Linked DNA regions of Homo sapiens: regions 1 and 2 are each linked to region 3. The links are chromatin contacts, found by Hi-C or POLR2A ChIA-PET in ENCODE. All regions are on one chromosome and are shown on one strand. The core of a region is the stretch at or near the end of the contact, and the rest is flanking DNA. Distances in the headings are between cores, read along the strand shown. Region 1 has its middle 320 kb from the start of LINC02879. Region 2 has its middle 420 kb from the start of LINC02879. Region 3 has its middle 360 kb from the start of LINC02879.

Evidence for each region. Hi-C counts contacts between places; a loop is a spot of excess contacts on that map. ChIA-PET counts read pairs that join two places held with the same protein, here RNA polymerase II (POLR2A).
Region 1: a loop to region 3 is called in a map of PC-3, with 4 times the contacts of the local background. The contact joins two enhancer-like sites. A Hi-C loop is called at or near these places in 2 of 168 maps with a recorded cell type or tissue (PC-3 and heart left ventricle). POLR2A ChIA-PET finds 5 or more read pairs at or near these places in 2 of 52 experiments (OCI-LY7 and Panc1).
Region 2: a loop to region 3 is called in a map of endothelial cell of umbilical vein, with 4 times the contacts of the local background. The contact joins two enhancer-like sites. A Hi-C loop is called at or near these places in 4 of 168 maps with a recorded cell type or tissue (A673, CD4-positive, alpha-beta T cell, endothelial cell of umbilical vein and 1 more). POLR2A ChIA-PET finds 5 or more read pairs at or near these places in 1 of 52 experiments (HEK293).

Annotation. Positions count from the first base shown.
Region 1 is chr18:28,831,628-28,836,533 of GRCh38, forward strand. No RefSeq gene overlaps it. Among named protein-coding and RNA genes, the nearest start is that of LINC02879, 320 kb to the right of the region's middle. Within about 2 kb of position 3,489, at least 2 of the 41 ENCODE cell types and tissues checked have a DNase peak (open chromatin) inside an H3K27ac peak, as active enhancers do; they include PC-3, where a contact is called at or near this core.
Region 2 is chr18:28,734,464-28,738,812 of GRCh38, forward strand. No RefSeq gene overlaps it. Among named protein-coding and RNA genes, the nearest start is that of LINC02879, 420 kb to the right of the region's middle. Within about 2 kb of position 1,313, at least 3 of the 41 ENCODE cell types and tissues checked have a DNase peak (open chromatin) inside an H3K27ac peak, as active enhancers do; they include endothelial cell of umbilical vein, where a contact is called at or near this core.
Region 3 is chr18:28,793,263-28,798,027 of GRCh38, forward strand. No RefSeq gene overlaps it. Among named protein-coding and RNA genes, the nearest start is that of LINC02879, 360 kb to the right of the region's middle. Within about 2 kb of position 1,394, at least 3 of the 41 ENCODE cell types and tissues checked have a DNase peak (open chromatin) inside an H3K27ac peak, as active enhancers do; they include PC-3 and endothelial cell of umbilical vein, where a contact is called at or near this core.

The DNA.
Region 1 (4,906 bases), core at 2,239-4,738, 40 kb after region 3:
GCCATGCAAAATGTAGTTTTTAAACCAACAGCATGAGTACCACCTGGGAGCTTGTTAGAAATGCAGACTCTTGGGTTTCATCCCAGATACTGAATCAGAATCTTCATTCTGTGAGAAACTCATGCAATTTATATGTACAGTAAATTTACAAGGCACTGGCTAAGATTGCAAGCTTCTTGAAGGTAAAAGTCATATAAGTTAAAAATGCTATGAAGTTTGCTTTCCTTAGTAAATTCCTAGAATGAAGTTACATGTTTGTGAGTAAATGCAGATGTAGCCAATCACTTCTTTCAATATAATCAAAATTGACAGCCAGCACAGTCTACAATTAATGTCAAGAGACCTTACTGCTCTCTTCTTTCTTGCCCCTGCCTAGGTCATTCCATTAATTGAGCCCTGGGAAACATTTCAATGACAACTGCAGCAAATGGTTTGATTTCTCTTTCAGTTTACATTTGCAAGCAAAAAAGAAAGGAGGAGGGATAAAGAAAGAACATTACAAACAGCATAATGCAAATGAGGCCCCTTTAAACAGCAAGCAATCTGCATAGGTACATGCCTTATGCTATAGTCCCAAATGCAATCATTAGACTGCTTTCCCACCAGGGAAAGAGAAGACATTGAGTGCTATTGAACATTGCCAATTTTTATAGTGGATCAGCTTGAAAATATTTAGCACAGATGTTTCTGTAATTGTGACACATTGGGAAAATTCACATGTTCAATAGCCCTCTAACTCTCTCTTCCATCTGTGCAGTGTGATGGTCCACAGTTACTGCACAAGGCCATTATATGAAACAGAGAGTAATGGGGTCTGGCTCAAGACCTATAGAAAGATTCTCTTGTACCATCTGTGCTCCTCTATTTGCTTGCAGGTATATGTGTGTTTGTACTTATTTATGATTGTTGTTATCACATACCTAAAAAGCTGCATCTCTTTCTTGCACTCTGTGGTTAAGCAGAGCTTAGCCCACAACCAGGATCTGGAGAGAATGAGTGGAATAGAGAATTGGAACACAGAAAGCTCACTTTTTTTCTTTAGCTCCAGCCTCAATTCTAATCAAGGTCAGCAATGGCTGAAAGTTTTTTTTATGAGCTGCTGGTTGTTCGATGAATGCAAAGTAAGCTGGCAGACTCATTTGGGTTCCCAGTGAACAGTTGCCCAAGTTACAAACCATTGGCTTCCTGGTTTTTATCTGAGCAAAGAGATCTCCTAGCAGAGTGGTCTTTCTGACTATTCCTGTCCTCAGTGTTCTCATTCTCTTCTCTCAAATATAGAATTTTGAATCCAGCTTCTGCATCTGTGTCACACTGTTTAGTGCCTTCTCATGTCTTGTTCTTCCTGGGCTATTCTTCTGTTTAGATTATTATTTTATTATCTACTAACTAGATTATAAATTCCATAAGGATAGGGATTACTTCTGTTACTCTCCTTTCATTTGTACTCTTTGCTCACACAGTTCTAAATTTGTTACTCCCTGAAGATAGAATTCATACAAATATGATCAACTATCATCTACTTGCATATAAATTTTTTAAAGAATATAGTTAAAATATGCTATGGGTGTGTAAAGATTGGACTATTCCATTTTCGATTATATGCTGTGTTCTTCTCCAGCCTCTGGCCTCTAGTCATGTTGATACTAAGAAGCAGTTGCAAAATACCAAACTGTTTATCTGGCTTTTCTCTCCTGAAACAAACTACAAGATGAACAGTTTTCAAACCATTCAATCATTTTTAATGTGACCCCAGAAACATTTTGGTATAGTATTTTCAACTAGAGCTATAAACATTTCATGTATTTTGCAAGTAATTTGCAGGTTGAGTAAGCTATCCTTGCCTAGATTGCTCATAAATTGAAGCCTGTCTATCTCACATCATCATAGGCACCTTAGAAGAACTACTAAGCCAAATTATGTAGCTAATTTTATCTTTAAACAATGATTACCAATTATAAAGCTTTAGGAAATAGTATACTTGGAATCTGACCTAAAGAGATAAGAAACAATTTTTATTCTATGTTCTATGTCTCAACAAATACTTTGCTCTATGTCACGGCCTGAAGAATCTCACATAACTATTACTAGAGTTAGATGCATATTTTTGGTGAAAGAATTCTAAAATATGCATAGAAGGGAATGTTGAAATAAACGGTTCTAGTAATTAAAAGAAAATTTTATTATATCTGCTCAGCCATACACATTGTGAGAAGATAGGAATACACATAGTGTTGAATTATCGTTTATATTTTCAATTATTTATAGTATTTTCATTAAACAAATGTTGATTGTATATTTTTATGTGTTAAGCAAAAGCCAGAGTGTTGATACACCAATATGAAAAAATAAAATAGATGTGGTATCTGTCTTCTTAAAGCTTGTAATCCAACAAGGATTTAGGAAAATGCATGGGCAATTAATACACAGAATGATGAGCTGAATCTTTATATAAATAGGATAACATGAAAGCCCATGGAAGACACCTAACTCTTACAGCTTCCCCTAAGAAGAAGTAGAGAGCAATAATGTTGCTTCAAAAAAGAAGCATCTATGAAGCTCTAGAAGTAAGAGACATTTTATAGCGTAATTATGTCATGAAACTAATTAGCACCATATAAATTCAGATTATATCCAACGGACCCATTTCCAAGACATAAGAAGTAGAAGCCACAGCATTACAACTATACACACACACACACACACACACACACACACACACACACACACACACACATATATATATTATATATACCAAATGTATGTATACCAAATGTATATACACACACATATATATACACATACATATATATATTTTATATATATACACACACATATATATATTATATATATATACACACACACATATATATACACACACTAAGGAACAATTGCGTATATAATTGTTCCATATAACAATTGCATAAATAATTGTTCCATGTAACAATTGCAATATATTATATTATGAAATGGGTCTATAACATTATAGAGAGATGTAATATATATATATATATATATTTAGAGAGAGATAGAGATAGAGAGAGAAAGAGACCAAAATATATGCATTCTTAAAACTAATCATGCTAGGCAAAATTGTATAATAAAAACCACTAGGGTTACAGAAAAAATGGGGCATGAAACTGAGAAACTTTATCCATGACACATACAAAAAAGGAGAAAACATAATAAAAATGGTGGCAAAGTTTTACATGTGTTTAATGATTAAGATACACACAAATATTCAATAAATATGACATTTTATGTTTAAATTTTATGTTTAAAAATCCCTGGAGTTTGCCTGTGAAAGTGGGCATTAGAAAGGTTGCAGTTTGTGAGTTATTGTGAAATGCCACAAAGAGAATTATACGAAATTGGATGAAAACTTGTCACACCAGATGTGAAAAGATATGTTTGTCTTTCCTTAGTCACAGATTTGGCAGTTTCCATGAGTCAGAAGTCTGGGCATAGTGTAGTTCAGCTGGTTCTCTGCTTCAGGTTTCAAAATCAACGTGTTGGCAAGGCGGTTTTTTCCACGGGATCCTCTGGGAAGGATTCAATCCACTTCCAAGTTCATCCAGTTGCTGCAGAAGCCATTTCTTGAGGGATACAAGGTGAAGTCCCAATTTTCCTATTAGCTGTTAGATGAAGGCTTCCTTGTTCCTACAGGCCTCTCTCTAGTCCATACATGTGGTCCCTGCATCTCAGAACCAGTGACTGTATGTCAAACCATTCCAGTGCTTGGGAACTCTCCTTCTGTTTCATATTTCTTGCTCTAGCCAGAGAAAGCTCTGTTTTTAAGGGCTCATGTGATTAGATTAGGCCCATTGTATAACCCAGAATAATCTTTTTTAAATTACATCAATGATTAGTAACTTCCATTAAATCTATGAAGTCCTTTCACCATATAACATAATATTCATCGGTTCCTAGGATCAGGGAATGGACATTTTGGGGGCCTATTCTGTCTACCTCAATGAGTGTGGTTTATAAGATACATGGTTGACTTAGGTAGCTGGCAGATGTTTGAGATGTATGCATTTTATGTGCAGTCATGCATCACTTAGTGACAGGGATATGTTCTGAGAAATGTGTTTTTAGGCAATTTTGTCCTTGTGCAAACATCATAGTGTATACTTACGCAAACCTAGATGGTATAGCCTACTAGACCCAGGCTATAGCAGCCTATTTTCTCCTAGGCTACAAACCTGTACAGCATGCTACTGTACTGAATACTGTAGGCAATGGTAATACAATGCTAAGTATTTGTTTATTTAAACATATCTAAATATAGAAAAGGTACAGTACAAATATGGCATTATAATCTTATGAGACCACTCTCATATATGCAGTCTATCATTGATCTAAACATTGTTATGTGGCATATGATTGTATTCCTATGTGGCTCCTTTCAGCTGGGTGACAATTTTTGCACCAACTAGAACTTCTTATGGAAAAAACCAGGCATAAACAACCATGAAATTTGTATTATGCCCACATTGTTTCTAAAATGTCAATTGTGTTGGAACAAATTTGTGTTTTCAAAATAACCACTATAGCAGAATTGATTGTACATATTTTAAAGAAAGAACACTACAGTTGGCTTTTATAAATATAGTTATAGTGGCAGGTTCATAGGCACAGTGGGTAGAGAAATCTGCCGTATTTCAGATATATTCTAACTATAAGAATCTGGATAAATGCCAGCTTTTTCTAGACTCTAATTGCCTCACAAGTCAAATAAGGGGTTTGGCCAAATTGTCTTGCAAGTCTCTTTTAGATAGAAAAATAATTTTCATAATAAATCTAAGCTCATAGAAAATGTATCAATAACTTGTTAACAATATGTGAAGAAGTGATGATTATTTTCATATATGTAGATGGATACATCTGGCCCAAGGCTTTATCCAAG
Region 2 (4,349 bases), core at 63-2,562, 59 kb before region 3:
ACCCCTTCCTTCAAACTGCTTTTGAAAAACCCCTAACCTATGAGCTTTGGACAAGATGATTGGAGTATGAACTCTGTCTCCCCTGTGACATGGTTGGGCTCGTGTCTATTAAACTCTTTCTCTACTGTGATGCTGTAGTCCTTCATGCAGCAGACAGGAAGAACCCCTTGGACAGTTATAAAGATATTAAATGAAAAAAAGTTCCCTTATCATCCCCGATACCACACCTGACTGACATAGTAATAACAGTATTGACAGTAGTGTTAGATAGATAATAAGTGTTTATACTAATCCTCACAACAACTCTCCTGATACATGGATATTATTGACACTTTATAGATGAAAATGAAAATTCAGAAAGGTTAAGTGTATTACAAAAATTTAGATGGCTGACAAGTTACAAAAAAGGGTGAAATTCAAATGTATTTACTCCAAATTTAAGCTTCTGAACATTCCATCAGAGTTGCCTTGCGTGTACACCACTGGATTCAAAATACCCAATTAGATTCATGATGAGTATGAAGTGCTCTTATTATTTTGTTTATTTTTTATTTTGTAAATATCATGCAGTGATTTTCTTTCTCTGCCAGGAGGAGGAAAAACAGGCAAATAAATAGGCAAAACAAAAGTATAAAGGTTGAAATATTAAAGGTAAAATTCACAAAATTAAAGACAATTAGAAATAAGGTTATTTTTGGGCCGGGCGCAGTGGCTCACGCCTGTAATCCCAGCACTTTGGGAGGCCGAGACGGGCGGATCACGAGGTCAGGAGATCGAGACCATCCTGGCTAACACGGTGAAACCCCGTCTCTACTAAAAATACAAAAAAAATTAGCCGGGCATGGTGGCGCGCGCCTGTAGTCCCAGCTACGCACGGGAGGCTGAGGCAGGAGAATGGCGTGAACCCGGGAGGCGGAGCTTGCAGTGAGTCGAGATCGCGCCACTGCACTCCAGCCTGGGCGACAGAGCGAAACTCCGTCTCAAAAAAAAAAAATAAAAAATAAGGTTATTTTTGTTGTGTTGATTAGCACTACAAGTAATTCTTGAGCCTGGCAAGAAGGGATATAGTCTTTGTCATCCCTTTGAAATTGACACCTTTATTGAAGCCTTTTATTTCTCTAGTTATTATAGTGTACATTTTCTTGCCACATCTCATTGTAAATTGAGTTAGTTAATTTTGTATTTTATTTTCTCTTCAAAACAACTTTTTTTTAGTAGATGTGACTGTTTCTTTTTATGTTCATTTTATAGGTAAGGAAATCAAGAATGTTCCTTGTAGCAATTAAATGACAAAACTGGAACTTGAACCTTAATCTTCTGACTCAATGTCTGGGATTCTTTCCATGATCCTACATTACGTAAGACAAAAATGGTCTAGTATCTAAAGGCAAACAGTTTCTATTATGAGGAAAGAATTAGGGAGTTAATTTTTTAAACTGCCCTTCCGCCTCTGAAAGATTTGAAAGAGGAAGCCACAAGCAAGCTGGGAATGTTTCATTTATCTTATCTCTGACAAGGAATAAGAAGTATTTTGGAATTCCCTAGAGCCCAGCATGTCTATTATGCACTGACAGAGCTTCCTGTAATTAAAGGCTATATTACATTTGGATGGAAGTGACACACTCCCTTCTGGAAGCCTATAGCCATATGCAGCCTTTATTTAATAAAAAAGAAATCAGAAATCAATTGAAAGTGAAATTTGTTAGGATTAGGATGTTAAATAAAACCATGTTCGGGGCAGAGTTGACAAAATCTTTCCCTCTGAGTTGGTACGAAGTTAAGAAGCTTCTACAATCATACAAAAAAAAATTTATTTTAGGAGTAAGTGAAAAAGAGAGATTATTTGTTGGTTTGAGTGGAAGACTACAGAACTTTTCAAAAGATTTGGTGAGCAGATGCTTTTAAAAGCTCTTACCAGCTCAGTCTTTACTACTAGTAATTTCAAACAAAGCAGGAGGTCAGAGCATTGATGTTATTTTCCTCCCTTTTTCTATAGTCCTCTTGGCTAACCACTGATAGAGAACAGCCTGGAGCAGCCTTGAGAAGCCCCTGTGGTGAAAACACATCAATGTCAGCTTTAAACTGGGGGCTTGTTTTAAGCGTAAACTAATTTTTCCAGTTTCTCCCTTACTTTACCTTTTCATAACCACATTAAAAACAAGAAAATATCCATGATTTGTCTCCAAAGATATGCTATTTTGTTTGGGTTGATATCATGAATTTGTCATTTCTTACCCCTTCTGAATTTTACATAAGATTTCATGAATAGTAAGATAAGAGAGTATATGAGGAATTAGCAGTGGCTCTTGTTACAGGCATTATTTTCCACTATAGAAGTTGCTTTCTTAGGTCAATATCCCTAGAAACAAATCTTGAGATGAGCTTTTATGCCCAAGAGACACATTAAGAAGGTACTTCCTGGAGACACTAATATGGAAAGGCAGAAGCAGAACAAGAAAGAGGAAGAAGCCAGCACTATAGTATGAATGTGTGTACCCCAAAAAATTCATATGTTGAAAGCTAATCACCAATGTGATAATTTTAGGAGGTGGAGAATTTAGCAGATGATTAGATGATAAGAGCAGAGTCCTTATGAATAGGGTTAGTGCCATTATAGAAAAGGCCCCAAAGAGCTCCTGTGCCCCTTCTGCCATGTGTGTACACAGTGAGAAGGAGTCATCTATGAATCAGAGAGCAGGACCTTACCAGACACTGAATCTGCTGATGCCTAGATCTTAGACTTCTCAGCCTCTAAAACCATCAGAAATAAATTTCTGTTGTATACAAGCCACTCAGTTTATATTATTTTGTTATGGTAGCTTGAACTGATTAAAACACCAACAAAGGTAAAATTTCTGGCAAAATCCTCTTGATGATTGCCTGATCCCACCTTTCAGGGAAGTGATTTCACCTTGAGGTCATAGAGTTAGGCTTTCTACTCTCTTACCTCCTGGTCATTTACTAAGGTCACCCTTTGGGGATGCCAGCTCATGGAATTGCCAGTTTCAATGGCCCCTAGAAATGGAGTCTCATAGGAAAGTTGAACAAATGCCTTTTAAAGCTGAGAGAGGTAATCACAGAAATAATAAAATAGGTCCAAGGAGATCTAGGCAGACATCAGCCTGTGGACACACCAATTGGTTTAAAAGAAATTGGGTTGAGCTGCATCAAAGATGTTTTACTTTCCTAGACCCCGTAAAAATTCTTAAAGTTGATTATGACACAGATGTTAATGAACAGTCTGGAGTCTTTCAAGAACTGTGACTAGAGAGGGTTGAGGTGCTAGGAAAGACAGTGAGAGGGAGCCAGGGTCCAATACAGGAGTTAGTGGCAAGGTTTACTTCTACAGTATACTAAATATCAACCTTTACAAACCTTACACAAAGCAGTGGCAAGGTTTGCTTCTACAGTATACTAAATATCAACCTTTGGGATGAGGTAATTATAATTCTAAGTAGGCTATTTTAAAGTAACTATTACTATTTTTACCTAAACTCCCACTATAGGCAAAAAAAAAAAAAAAAAAAAAAAAAATCCAGAACACTGATGGTAATTTCAGCTCTTTTAGGAGCAAGCAAGAGTTTATTAATTTCCTTCCCACTGACTTTTTAAGGATGTATAAGCTGCCTTGATCTGCTCTCTGTATTTACCTCTGTGATCTGCTTTGCCAACTCCAAATTGGAGAATGTATTACTAAGGCAGCAGAATTTGATGACAGCTTTGTATCACCAATGAACATCTCTCCTTGCTACAGCTCTGCTCTGCTCCACTGCACCAGTTGGATTCAGAGCATGGTTGCAGCCAGGATAGTAAAGCAGTTGTTAAAGAGTGGGCAGAGTAGAGAGTTTGCAAATAGAGAGTTTAGAAAAAAAATCATAGGATCTGGTCAAACAATGAGACTTGACTTTTGGCAATCAACTGTTCAAATAGATCAACCCCATTTCATTGTGAGAAAGAATGTTGCATAGCTCCTACATCTACAGATTATGATAACCATGTGAATTGTAGACAGAGCCAATAAGAACGTAGTTTGAATATAGAATAACTTCTCAGAAATAATAATCATTGGCGTTTACAACTGCATAATAATAACACTGCCAGAATTGCCAATTTCCTAAATAAAGGTCAAAAACATGCATTTTGAAATCTGGGAACAGACTATTAAATCTGGAAAACAGATTATTAAAGGTGGGAAGATATCCAGGCTGAAAGTGCTTTAGCTGCTTCTTTCTGTCCGCAAAACTAGAGAATACTTTGTGTGCATGTAGAGTGTGGAATATTCCCCATCAACTCCCCTTCTCAAGACCCAGATCCACTCTCCACTCTGTCCACTTGGAGTGCCCTTTGCC
Region 3 (4,765 bases), core at 144-2,643:
TCACTCAGAGATCTTGGGCTTTGAACTTGAAGCAGGGATTGGATAGGAGTATTGTGTTGTTTTGTCGTGTCAGAGAAATAGAAGCAAATGTTATTGACTCTAGGCTGACTCTAGTAGACTGTATTTTTGTTCACCCATGTTTGGTGCCTCTTCCCTTTGCTTTCCTCCAGAGGATGATTTTGTTTCTTCTAGCAAACACTGAAAGTGCTGTGCTTCCTTGGGCGCTCTTAAGATCCCATTTTGCCTTTATGAATGCTGCCCCCTGCCCACCTCTCAGGGGCTTTCAAAGACCAACACCAGATGCTATATTTGTGTGGACTGTTTTTGCTACCGGAGATATTGGCCTCACAAGCTTAGAGAGCCCAGGGTGCCTATCCCACAGCTACTAACCAATGATTGTGAGGTGAAGGAGTGTGAAAGCCCAGCCTCCTTACCTTTCGTGGGAAGTAATCTATGCACCAGAGGTCTCCCCCTGGGGTCAAACTGAAGCTTAACCTTCCCTTTGCTTCTACCTCAGATCTCACCCTTGCCAGGCTTTGTTCTCTTCCATGTCCTCTTTTGTCCACCATGGTCTCCCTGGGAACTCATCCTTTATAAATGACTTGCATTGAAATCCTCATCTCAGGGTCCACTCCAGGGAAACCAATCTAAGACACACCCTTATCTTGTTGAACTTTCCTGGGGCTGTATGATTGCTTGGGTTCTGGAAATGTCAGTTGAAATAATATGTGCCATTCTCAGCAAAAGCTTTAAGGCCAGCAGGCACTACATCCTGCACCCTGCCCTCTGTCACAATTGGCATCATTCCAGCTAGAGACTGATCCAGTAGTCTTGGTATTGTGTGGAGTGAATACAACATGGGTCAGAATCACAGCCAGCTTTTGATGGACTTCTAATAGGATTTGCCTTTATTGTTATAAATCCAGGAGATATGAGGGTTCTTTGTTTCCACAGCATAATCTAGCCTATGTTGGCTAATACAACAAGCTTCCACGAATAAAGCAGCCTGAGACATGGCTTATAATTTAACTACCCAATAATCTTTAAAAAGGCAATCTATACGAATACATTTAGTGCATATAAGTTACTCATCATGTGATGATATGGAGGTATTTGATGCAGTCCATGCTGAAAGTATTATCTAGTTAAGATAAAGCTAATTTTGAGAGATAAAGCTATTTCTTTGATATAGATTTTAAAGCAATTTATCTAGTTCAGTAATTCCAGAAAGGCATGTTATCTAGATCAGTGTGTAGTCTCTTCCCTCATTTTGACACTAAATAATATTCAGTTCAATTTCACTTCTTTGAGAATGCACCTGATTTACTCATTAAAAATTATTTGGTTGGGTTCCAAGATTCCAAACCTGGATTACGTGGTCACAAGAAGCAATGCTCAAAAACCAGGATTCTGAGTCATAGAAACCTTGAACAATATAAGGATATGAGTTTTTAGTTTCCAAACAAACCCACGGCATATTGTTACACAAAATGCCATGAGCTTATTGAGAACATATTTTTCTCTGACACGTCAGGGAGGTAGTCTTGACACAGCAATGACTTTTAAAATAACTGTAACTTGTGTACATTGTGATTTTTTGTGGTCTTCCTGAAATGGGTTTTGTCTTTGGTGTCTCTTAAAGTGAGAAAACGAACAGTTTGACTCACATGAAACTATTTGAGGATAATAAAGGATGTTTACTGTTGCCAGAAACTGATCAGAAAGGGGAAAAATAAGCAAACTCAGAAATAGTTCATTAAATAGCTGACTGTAAAGGAGGAATAAAAATCACATGGGAATGGAAGTGACACGTCAGTTGATAATAGCATGAGCCAAAACATAGGCCATGTGTGGGCATAGTATGAGAATTGTATTCTGGAGATGCTCATTTCTTGGGGCTAGAGGTTTAAGTTGAGCACTAGAGAAAGGTTAAATATTTGCCATTATAGGCTAACATTATTTCTGCAAAATTTCAGACTGGAAGGGAGCAATGTAACAGAGTCTCAAATATATCCAGCAAGGCAATTGTAATTATTATATGTGGGGAAAATAAGATCAAATGCCTCTCAACCTCATTAGTATGACAATTATCTAATCAGACAGTTACTTCTCTGAATTCCCCAAGCAAATATTTACATTCTGATTTGTAAGGCCACGGGGTCACACAGAGCCAGGGGAGCATAAGTCCTAGGAGACAATGTGACTGTCACTTCTTGAGTTGTGCAGTGTGGAGACCCAAATTCCAACCAGGAAATGATATTATTAGTGTGTAGGTGTAAAGAGGGGAAAGGGTAAAGATAGCAGAAGCCTACCTAAGACTAAGGTAAATAAAGGTAATGAAAATAATGACTACTAATTATGTTGTACCAGATACTCTATAACATTTTTCCTATGTACCACATACTCTGTAAAATTCTCACCTATGAGTTGATGCGCTATTTTAATTACAGATTAGAAAATTGTTGCACAGAGAGATTAACTTCCTCAAGTTCTCAGGCTAAGAATGATGAAGCTAGGACCTGAATTCATGTCTTATCTGAATCTCAAATATTCATATTGATTGTTTGACTTTTTTCTCTGGCTTTCTAGAACTTTGTCAAAGAATATCATGCATAATTAATGAAGGACTAACCTATAGTGATGACTTAATATACCTGCATGGATATAACACTATTTTTATAACTTTAATATTAGTAACTACTAAGATCATTTCAAATTTTCCATTTTTATTTCTGATATAGTATTTTTTTTAAGTTACTCAAATTAGTAAAATAACTGTAAAGGACTAGCGATGAGAACTTCTAAATGATATACCACTTCTCTTTCTTATATAATATGTATCCACTATATTAATTCCTCTTCTTTTTTTATGGTGCCTCTTTTTCCTCACTGTCTTTACACTGTAAGCAGCACTCAATGACCAATGGCAAATGTGGGGAGGACTTCATAGCTTCTAAGTGCTGTTCTGTTTTGTTTTGCTTGTTTTTGTTTCCCTGAATTCTTATATACTCAAGCTTCTGTGTGCCTCATTCTCAAGCTCTAGGAAGTTTGTTTGGTTTTTACTATATTTCACATTACTATCAAATCCCTAAACTTTTCATGAGTGCTGAAACTTAAATAGTCACTTAGGTAGGGATCACAAGTTTTTCTCATGTATAATGAGGTCAGGGCTTGGAAATCATATCAGTCAGATCTACAGTGATAATGCGTTAATCTTTGTAAAATAATTTTAAATAAATTTGCTTTATTATTGCATTTATTAAACATTATTTAACTTCTTACAGCCATTTCATTAAGGCATCTAAAGGAATGGAACACACAAACTTTTTTTTTCTATTTTGTCTTTTATTAATCATTAATCTTTATTAATTATCTTTTATTAATTATTCTTTTATTATCTTTTATTAGTTATCTGGTTTCCACTGCCTCAATAATATTAAATTGTATTAATTATCTGGTTTCCAAAGCCTCAATAATTTGAAATTTTATTAATTATCTGCTTCCCAAAGCCTCAATAATAATATTTGAGGCACCTGGACGCTCCCCTTTTCGCTGTCATGTCATGCCTTACCTGACTGAGGACTGCTTTTAGATCATTCTTCAAATATATGAATTTTCTACATTCTCACTCCAAGGTTTACAAGCAAGTCATTGGTACATCACTTTTTATATTCTATTCTACTAGTCTATCTGCATTTATTGCAGGAGAAGGAAGCTGGCCAACCTCAATACCTATTCTTTTCCCTTTAAACTGCTTGAGAGTGGTCATATAACCTTGCCTACAGATGAGTCAACAAACCATGGCTGTAGTGCTCAATCATCTATTTAAACCAGTTAACAGATTATTAATTTATTGTTATTCAATTTTAATTCTCCATATAAGAAATGCTTATTAGTCTAGATATTCACAGTTATTCACCTTTATGGATAACATTGGTAAAGGTTGTAGATGATATTTCTCTATTTCAACCAATTTATCCTTTGAGTTTCAAAAACTCACTAGTATTCAAAACATTCAAGAGGCCTATAGGCAATTTATTTATTTCTGGATAAAACATGTGGCTATTTTAATAGCCCTGACTTAGTTATCAGTCCTCAGCTTGACAAAAAGATACTTCTTCTGTTTGTCAGCTCAGACCATTGATTCAATTATGCCTTATTTCTAAGGCTAGAATTTTAAAGACTGGGAAAGATTAAAATTCTTTGCGCTACAGTAATTTGAAAAAAAAATGCTATAGATTTGATATTTGTCTCAATTAAAGTAAAAATAATTTACATAGATATAGATATATAGATATAGATTTTATATTCTAGCTATCTGTAAGGCATGTTAAAAATAGTGTTGAGTAACTTTCATAGTTCTGCAAAGAAATAATTGTAGTCTATGAAAAAGCGTAAACTTTATATTGTAATATCTACAGGTCAAATCAATTTGCTGCTAGAAACACTTGTGTTTTTGTAAGTATGTATTTAAGCCCAAATTTTAGCAAAAGTGATGTATAAATAGCTGAAAGATAGAGAAAATGAAATGGTATTAACAGTTCAGCATTATATGGGAGAGTTTGGCCTCAGTTTAGGCAGATTGGTTCTGATTTTTAGATATGTCATGTACTACCAGTTTGACCTTGGTAAAGTCTCTAAACTGTTCTGTGTCTCAATTTCGTATTCTGAAAAATTAAAATAAGACTAGTACTTATCTCATAGAGTTTATTAAATAAGTTAATGTGCATAAAGTGCTTAGAAGAGTGACTAACATGCAGGAAAT